Regions from separate parts of the Mus musculus genome. Here region 2 is linked to region 1. Evidence: chromatin loops called from intact Hi-C (ENCODE). Cell type or tissue: heart. All regions are shown on one strand.

What was found. Hi-C counts contacts between places; a loop is a spot of excess contacts. Peaks named below come from ENCODE experiments on the same cell type or tissue, not always from the same donor. Only the 100,000 strongest peaks of a DNase experiment are listed, where the experiment ranks them.
Region 2: it touches region 1 in a loop (17-fold over the local background); 3 of 42 quality-filtered maps call a loop at or near these places.

What each region holds. Positions count from the first base shown.
Region 1 is chr10:79,355,197-79,360,196 of GRCm38, reverse strand. It overlaps Vmn2r82 (vomeronasal 2, receptor 82), which reads right to left and starts at 3,606. Exons shown (of 6, transcript NM_001101572.1): 1 at 3,392-3,606. The coding sequence starts at 3,606. In heart, no CTCF peak of the experiment used is centred here; no DNase peak of the experiment used is centred here.
Region 2 is chr10:79,248,014-79,253,013 of GRCm38, reverse strand. The region is part of intron 1 of Vmn2r81 (vomeronasal 2, receptor 81); the gene reads right to left. Among named protein-coding and RNA genes, the nearest start is that of Vmn2r81, 2.7 kb to the right of the region's middle. In heart, no CTCF peak of the experiment used is centred here; no DNase peak of the experiment used is centred here.

The sequences.
Region 1 (5,000 bases):
CAGAATACCCATGATATACCCCACAAATCATATGCAACTTAGAAGTAGGAAGAGGAGAGTGCAGATGCTTCAGTCCTGAATAGAAGTAGGAACAAAATAACCACATGAGCTAGACCGAGAGAGGAACCACCAAGAGAGAAAGGAGGGAGAGAGAAAAGGGGGGCAGCAACAGGTACAACACAGAGGTACAGAGGATCAGGAAATTGCATAGAAACATATAGAGGAGGGGGATGCAGAACTGAGGTAGTCACTAGAAAGTCCCAGATACTAGGGTACTGAGAGGTTCTCAGGAGCTAATGATGATGACTTTAGCCAAAATACTCAACAAATGGAGATACAAAGTATAGAGACAACCTCCTGGAGAGAAGCACAACACTCAGTTGAGAGATGGTGCCACTTATCCATCTCAAAAATTTGAACCTAGAATTGTTCCTGCTCAAAGGAAAGGCAGGGAAAGAAATTGAAACAGAGACAGAAGGATAAGCTATTCAGAGACCACCTCACCTAGGGATCCATCTCATCTGCAGCCACCAAACTTCCACAGTATTGCTGATGACAAGAAGTACTTGTGAACAGGAGCCAGATATGGCTCTTTCCTGGGAGCTTCTACCAGCACATGACGAACACAGATACAAATACTTATTCACAACTGTCGGACTTAGTCATGGGATCTCAGTGGAAGACATACGGGAATGACTGAAGTAAGTAAAGGGGACTGCAACCCAATAATAAGAGCAATATCAACTAACTGGACCACAGAGCTCTCCTAAGGGCTAAGCCACCAACCAAAGGGTGTACATGGAGGGAGTCAAATATACATATACATATGAAGTTGAGGATGGTCTTATCTGACATCAGTGAGAAGGGAGGGAGGCTTCATGTTCCAGCATAGTGTGATGCTAGAGAGGTGAGGTGGGCATGGGTGAATGGGTAGATGAGCACCCTCATAGACACAAAGTTGAGGGGATGGTTGGAGATGGGATGGGGTGTTGGTAGAGCGGTAACCAAGAAGGGGGAGATCATCTCAAAATGCAATAAAATAAAATGATTAAAGAACGACAGAATAGAATTTGGAACTAGAAAAACTTATCCCTAGCATGCTTTCCCAGGCCCAGAAAGATGAACATGCCATGTTCCCACTTATAAGTGGACTTAAGCTGTGAAATACACATTTTGACAAAGCAAGTAAGAAGGAGAACTAAAGGAAGGATTCAAGGATGTTCACAATGTAACAAATATTGATGTCTTATTTATATAAAGAACTTGCTCTTTTGTTTATTAGCCTGTATTTTCACTTCCACTGTCCTATTGGAATGTTATTTTGTGAATTTACATGATCTTAAACCAAAACCACTATACTTCTGTAATTAGGATATTTTTGGTGGTTTAATATTTATCCAATATCCATGTAACTGGTAACATAACTAGCAATATTTCAATGAAAAAATTATAGCTTTAAAATTCCACTATATAAAATAAATCAAATATTCAGACTTTGTTTTCTGTGTAAAACACTTTAGCTTGAAGTTCCAATGCTTGTCTTACTGTCGTTTATGCTTCCAAAGAATTAAAAAACACATAAAATAAGAACAAAAATACATCTTGCCTTGAATTATTGCAAAATGAATTAATAAAAATAATCAGAAAATAAATTTAATTACACACAGTAAATTAAAACAGAAATGTTGATGTATATCTTTCTAGCCACACTAAAGCACACAATCATTTGTGTTCATTGCAATCATGATACTTGTGCACAATGACTCATAGTGTGCAGAAAATGCACTGACCACTGTCAGAAATATCCATGTCAAATGGCTATGCACTCCTTCACTGTATTATAAAGGTTTAGTCAGGGGTTTCAACGAAGATTAGTAGATATTAATGTATGTCTCTTCATATACCCTGTTTGCATAAAATTAAATATTGTTAAAATAAATTAAATAGGGCAAATAAGTATATTTATCATACATGGTAAATAAAACAACTTGCAAATTCTATTTCCTTATTTTATATCATGTTAAATAATTTGAAAAGCCGTTTGCAACTGTTTGTTTTTGATGAGCTGGGCACTTAAATCTGTTTACTTCACATGTGTTTTTGCAGTCAGATTGCTATCACTATACTATCTGGAGAGACATGGGGCATAGTGCAAAGTGCTGCCTGGCGTTGAGATACTGCACATGAAAAGAAAAGAGAAATCAAATACAGTGTTATTTCTAGCAAAACAAAAAAAATATGTATCCTTGAAATATGCATATTAAATATTTCCCCAAGCTGTGAACTTTTCAATTACACTGGTCACGATTAAATCTTATGACAAAATATACAAAGATGTCTTCTCTATCTAAAAATGTTTCATTTCTGAATTACATCCCTTCTGCACTGTCTTGTCCTAACTTACACCTTATCATCATACCAATTTGTTAGCAAAGAGTAGCAGTGTATCGTTCCTAAGAACCTACTTAGTCTTTCAGCAATTTTCTAGCAACTAACCACAAGCTGGATACTCATTGCCCATGTTTATTCCCCCATGGTGAGTTCAGGGTTGAATACATGCTTTGGTTTTCCATTTCAGTTCTTTAGTTTATGTGCATACTACAGTGATAGAAATTTCAGCATGATACAAAATACATTTTATTTCTTTGAAAAAGTATTACATGGTTTTCTCTGAGTTCACCAAGGAAATTGAAATAAACTGTCTATCTAGATCTGCTGTTCCTGCAGAATAAAAACTACGGAAGAGTTATCAGTGCACAAAATATCATTGAATATTATTTTATGAATAAATCCTCAAAGTCAAGTAATGTATAAAGGAAACATATGGTTTAAATATGTTTTAATCTGAAATCAAATGATGTGAAAATATTTCAATACTATACAAAATAGTAATGATACAAAATAACAGTGAAGGTAGGTCAATTTCTTACTCTGCCATTATTGAACTGAAATCAGAATTAGCTGATACAAGCAACACAGATCACTCTAGAAACTTTGCAGTGCTTCCAAAGTCACAGACTTCAAAGGCATTGTCTGCTCCAACACAATCTGGACGGTCATTCCCCAGTTCTCTGAACTATTGTGTCAGGCTACTGCCAATTCCCTCTCTAGTACAGAACTGGCATGGAGTGCACTCTTAGTCTGAGGAATGACAGGCAGCATGGGAAAAGGAGAACAAACTGCAGCAATCAAATATTAAACATAAAACTATGCAATGACACATTTTTCTTCTCACTTTACAGGACAGAAAGAGGCACTAAGAAAACAAAATTAGAGAACTTGGTAGGGAATATGTGGAGCCCCACGATGAGAAATACTTGGGAAAATGCTAGAATACATATTAAAAGCAGGAGACAAGAATATGTAAAATTAGTTAATACAAAGCACTTACCCAAAATAATCATCTGAGTCCATAGGAAAATATCTCCAATCTATTATTTTACTTACACGTGAATTATGTAAAATAGGAAAAAATGCACCAATGACAACAGTTCCATCAGAGTGTATTAGGTGTTTAGTGTCAGTTGGGCAGATATGAGTTGCAATGATCCAGGTGAAAGTTGGCATCTGTAAAAACCAAACGATAAGAAGCCAAGAGAGCAGCATATTAAGTGATATTTCCATTAAGATCTAAGTCAAGGGGTGGTAAAACCCATGGTGTGTAACATATATATTTTGAGTTACTGTGCTTGTATATTTGCATTGTTGTTGACATTCTGACTGAATATGTCACTCTAATCATCTAGAGACGTTTCAGGGATCCTTTCCTCCACCTCTTGAGAGTTCTATGGCACTTGATCCTTCAGGCTCTCCACCTGAGGCACCGCACTCAGTGATAAACAGATTACCGCTTAACAGGACATACTTTCTTTTCTAGTCAGAATCACAATTATTTACTCCAAGACTGAAAAAACCCCAGGGTTGCTTTCTGCTTCTCTGGTTTTGGCCACAGGGGTGTACCAAGACAGATGTTTTTTGAAAGAGTCCTTCAAGATAATGTCCAGATATGTCATCAAAGATAATCATCATTGGAAATACAGGAACAGAGAAGAAAAAAAGACATACCACGAATTGATGGTTTAATTAAAGCGACATCAAAGTCCATAAAAATTAATGCTTTTGACTTTCCTACGAGTCTCAGGATTCTGAGACCATTTTGTCTTTGATACATGCATGTTTATATACAAATAATTGGCCAGTTCACTGCTCCTGACTTTTTGGGTCTCATTCTTATATATCCTAATGTGAAGGTGAACTTATCACTTCAGATGCATAACTTAATTTCACTGTAGAAACCATACTAATTTGATCTTAAGTTTGATCTTGGCTATTTTTCTCTATTTTTATCCATGTTGGATCACTGAATTTATATATCCTCATTTTCCTCCTTACCACTTCTCCCCCTTTTTGACATGAGCATATTAGAGAAATACTCCCCCCCCCCAATTTCTCCAAATTACATATTATGTGCTGAGGATCTCTATGTGCATTTCATGGAATTACTCTGCAGATAAAACAAGAGCAAGTATTCTGTGCCCAAATCTACTGTGACTTGAGGCTCCATGGAGGGTGATGCCTGGTTGTGGTGTTGGCGTGGTGTGGATGTGGGAGTAGTGTATGTGGGGAACACCCTCTGAGAGGTAAACGAGAGGAAGTTTGGGTTGAAGAACTCAGAGAATAGGGGACTTAGGGTAGGATCAAAATTTGGAACATAAATTGTGAGGAGCGGGTGTGGCGGCAGTCCCAAAGGCACCAGGGACTGCAGCTAAGTCGCATGATTTGCACCTGACTTCCTCATATAAGCCACAAACATCTTGAGAGCTGCGCAGGTGTACCAGGATACTGGTGAATCCATTTTGATGGAGATATGCCCCTGATTAGCTGAAGCTGCATGCCTGGTGAGGTGGCGTGGCCTGCTGTGCATGGATGGGAACTGAGAGTATAAAAGAGTGAGAGGCCCAGGATTCGAGGGAGATATAAACAAGGGAGATATAAATAAG
Region 2 (5,000 bases), 110 kb after region 1:
GTGTGAAGAATTGAATTGAAATTTTGATGGGTGTTATATTTGTAAATTGCCTTGGGTAAGATGCCCACTTTTACTTATTAATCCTACCAATACATGAGCATGGGAGATCTTTCCATCTGTGGTCTTCTTTGATTTCTTTCTTCAGAGATTTGAATTTTGTGTCATACAGATCTTTCACTTGCTTGGTCAGAGTCACGTCAAGACAGTTTATATTATTTGTGACTTTTGTGAAGGGTGTTTTCTCCCCCATTTCTTTTTCAGCCCATTATCCTTTGAGTAGAGGAAGGCTACTAATGTGAGTTAATATTATATCTGACCTGTTTGTTGAAGTTGTTTATTTGCTACAAGTGCCATCTTGTGGATTTTTTTGGGATGCTTATGTGTACTATCATATCATGTGTAAATAGTGATACCATGACTTCCTTCTTTCCAATTTGTATCCCTTTGATTATCTTTCGTTGCCTAATTGCTCTGGCTAGAACTTTGAGTAGTATATTGAATAGACATGGCGAGACTGGGCAGCCTTGTCTTGTCCCTGATTTTAGTGGGATTGTTTCAAGGTTCTCTCCATTTACTTTGATATTGGCTACTGGTTTTCTGTATATTTCACTTATTATATTTAGACCTAGACATTGAATTCCTGATCCCTCCAATAGTTTTAACATGAAGGGGTGTTGTGCTTTGACAAAGGCTTTGGTAGCATCTGATAGGGTGGTCTTATGTTTCTCTTTCCCTGTTAGTTTTCCCCTTTGAGTTTGTTTATATAATTAAGTTGATGGATTTCCTTATATTGAACCATCTTTGCATCACTAGGATGAAGCCCACTCAGTCATGGGGATGATGGTATTGATTTCTTCTTTGATTCAAATTGTGAGATTTTATTGAGTATTTTTGCATTGATATTAATATGGTAAATTGGTCTGAAATTTTCATACTATATTGGGTCTTTGTGTGATTAAGTATCAGTGTATTGTGGCTTCATAGCACACAGTGGGCAATATTCCTTCGATTTTTATTTTATGAAATAGTTTTAGAAGTATTGGATTAGGTGTTCTTTGAAGGTCTGATTGAATTCTGCAATAAAGCAAATTGGTCCCGCTGTTGTTGTTGTTGGTGGTGGTGTTTTTTTGTTTGTTTGTTTGTTTGTTTTTGTTTTTTTTGTTTTTTTTTTGTTTTTTTTGTTTTTGTTTTTTTTGCTGGGAGACATTTAATGGCTGCTTTCTTTTCTTTATAATTATGGTACTGTTTAAATGGTTTATCTGATGCTAATTTAACTTTGGTAGTTGGTATTTGTCTAGAAAAATCATCCCTTTTTTCTAGATATTCCAGTTTTGTTCAGCACAGGCGTTTGCAGTAATATCTGCTTCACTATGATTATAGAAGTCTTATGTATTATATTCAGAAGCTTGAAACAACCTAGATGTCCCCCAATCAAAGAATGGATACAGAAATTGTGGTACATTTACACAAACAGATTACTATCCAGCTATTAGAAGCAAAGACTTCATGGAATTCTCAGGCAAATGGATATCCTGTGTGAAGTAACCCAGGAACAAAAGAATATCCATAATATGTATACACTGGTAATTGGATTTTAGCCTGAAAACTCAGAATACCCATGATATACCCCACAAATCATATGCAACTTAGAAGTAGGAAGAGGAGAGTGCAGGTGCTTCAGTCATGCATAGAAGTGGGAACAAAATAACCACATGAGCTAGACCGAGAGAGGAACCACTGAGGGAGAGAAGAGGGAGAGGGAAAGGGGGGCAGGAACAGGTACAACACAGAAGCACAGAGAGTCAGGAAATTGCATAGAAACATATAGCGGACGGGGATGCAGAATTGAGGTAGTCACTAGCACATCCCAGATTCTAGGGTACTGAGAGGTTCTCAGGAGCTAATGATGATGACTTTAGCCAAAATACTCAACAAAGAGAGATACAAAGTGCTTGTAGAGACAAACCTCCCGGAGAGAGGCACAACACCCAGTTGAGAAATGGTGCCACCTATCCATCTCAAAATTTAAACCTACAAATGTCCCTGTGCAAAGGAAAGGCAGGGAAAAAAATTGAAACTGAGACTGAAGTATAGGCCATTCAGAGACAACCTCACCTAGGGATCCATCTCATCTGCAGCTACCAAACTTCCACAGTATTGCTGATGCCAAGAAGTGCTTGCTGACAGGAGCCAGATATGGCTGTTTCCTGGGAGATTCTACCAGCACAAGACCCACACAGATACAGATACTTATACCCAACTGTCAGACTTAGTCAATGGGACCTCAGGGGAAGAGATAAGGAACGGCCTGAAGTAAGCAAAGGGGGATTGCAACCCAATAATAAGACCAATATCAACTAACTGGTCAGCCGAGCTATTCTAAGGGCTAAACCACCAACGAAAGGGTGTACATGGAGGGAGTCAAATATACATATACATATGAAGTCGAGGATGGTCTTATCTGACATCAGTGAGAAGGGAGGGAGGCTTCATGTTCCAGCATAGGGTGATGCTAGAGAGGTGAGGTGGGCATGGGTGAATGGCTAGATGAGCACCCTCATAGACACAAAGTTGAGGGGATGGTTGGAGATGGGATGGGGTGTTGGTAGAGCGGTAACCAAGAAGGGGGAGATCATCTGAAAATGTAATCAAACAAAATGATTAAAAAATGACAGAATAGAATTTGGAACTAGAAAAACTTATCTCTAGCATGGTTTCCCAGGCCCAGAAAGATGAACATGCCATGTTCCCACTTATAAGTGGACATGAGCTGTGAAGTATAGATTTTGACAAAGCAAGTAAGAAGGAGGACTAAAGGGAGGGTGCAAGGATGTTCACAATGTATCAAATATTAATGTCATATTTATATAAAGATCTTGCTTTTTTGTTTATTAGCATGTATTTTCACTTCCACTGTCCTATTGGAATGTTATTTTGTGAATTTACATGATCTTAAACCAAAACCACTATACTTTTGTTATTAGGATATTTTGGTGGTTTAATATTTACCCAATATTCATGCAACTGGTAACATAACTAGCAATATTTCACTGAAAAGAATTACAGTTTTAAAATACCACAATATAAAATAAATCAAATATTTAGATTTCGTTTTCTGTGTAAAACACTTTAGCTTGAAGTTCCAATGCTTGTCTTACTGTTGATTATGCTTCCAAAGAATTAAAAAACACATAAAAAAGAACAAAAACCACTTCTTTCATTAAATTATTGCAAAATGAATTAATAAAAAAATCAGAAAATAAATTCAATTACACACAGGTAAATTGAAACAGAAATGTTGATGTATATAGTTCTAGCCACGCTAAAGCACATCATCATTTGTGTTCATTGCAATCATGATGCTTGTGCTTGTGCACAATGACTCATAGTGTGCAGAAAATGCACTGACCACTGTCAGAAATAGCCATGTCAAATGGCTATGCACTCCTTCACTGTATTATAAGAGGTTTGAACGAAGATTAGTAGATATTAATGTATCTCTGTACATATACCCTATTTGTATAAAACTAAATATTGTTAAAATAAGTTAAATAAGGCAAATAACTATATTTATCATACATGGTAAATAAAACAATCTGCAAATTTTATTTCCTTATTTTATATCATGTTAAATAATCTGACAAGTCGTTTGCAACTGTTTGTTTTTGATGAGCTTGGCACTTAAATCTGTTTATTTCACATGTGTTTTTGCAGTCAGATTGCTATCACTATACTGTGTGGAGAGACATGGGGCATAGTGCAAAGTGCTGCCTGGCATTGAGATACTGCACACGAAAAGAAATGAGAAATCAAATACAGTGTTATTTCTAGCAAAACAAAAAAAAATGTATCCTTGAAATATGCATATGAAATATTTCCCCAAGCTGTGAACTTTTCAATTACACTGGTCACTATTAAATCTTATGACAAAATATACAAAGATGTCTTCTCTACCTAAAAATGTTTCATTTCTGAATTACATCCCTTCTGCACTGTCTTGACCTAACTAACACATTATCACCATACCAATTTGTTAACAAAGAGTAGCAATGTATCATTCCTAAGAACCTACTTAGTCTTTCAGCAATTTTCTAGCAACTAACCACAATCTGGACACTGATTGCCCATGTTTATTCCCCCATGGTGAGTTCAGGGTTGAATACATGCTTTGTTTGTCCATTTCAGTTCTTTAGTTTATGTGCATACTACAGTGATAGAAATTTCAACATGATACAAAATATTCTTTATTTCTTTGAAAAATTATTGCACATGGTTATCTCTGAGTTCACCAAGGAAATTGAAATAAACTGTCTATCTAGATCTGCTGTTCCTGCAGAATAAAAACTACAGAAGAGTTATCAGTGCACAAAATCTCATTGAATATTATTTTATGAATAAATCCTCAAAGTCAAATAATGTATAAAGGAAAAATATGGTTTAAATATGTTTTAATCAAATCAAATGATGTGAAAATATTAGCTTTCAATACTATATAAAATGTTAATGATACAAAATAACAGTGAAAATAGGTAAATTTCTTATTCTGCCATTATTGAACTCAAATCAGAATTAGCTGACACAAGCAACACAGATCACTCTAGAAGCTTTGCAGGGCTTCCAAAGTCACAGACTTCAAAGGCATTATCTGCTCTAACACAATCACGACTGGGATTTCCCTATTCTCTGAACTGTTGTGTCAGGCTACTGCCAATTCCCTTTCTAGTACGGAACTGGCATGGTATATGCCCTGAGTCTGAGGAATGACAGGCAGCATGGGAAAAGGAGAACCAACTGCAGCAATCAAATATTAAACATAAAACTATTCAATGACACATTTTTTTCTTCTCACTTGAGAGGACAGAAAGAGGCACTAAGAAAACAAAATTAGAGAACTTGGTATGGAATATGTGGAGCCTCATGATAAGAAATACTTGGGAAAATGTTAGAATACATATTAAAATCAGGAGACAAGAATATGTAAAATTAGTTAATACAAAGCA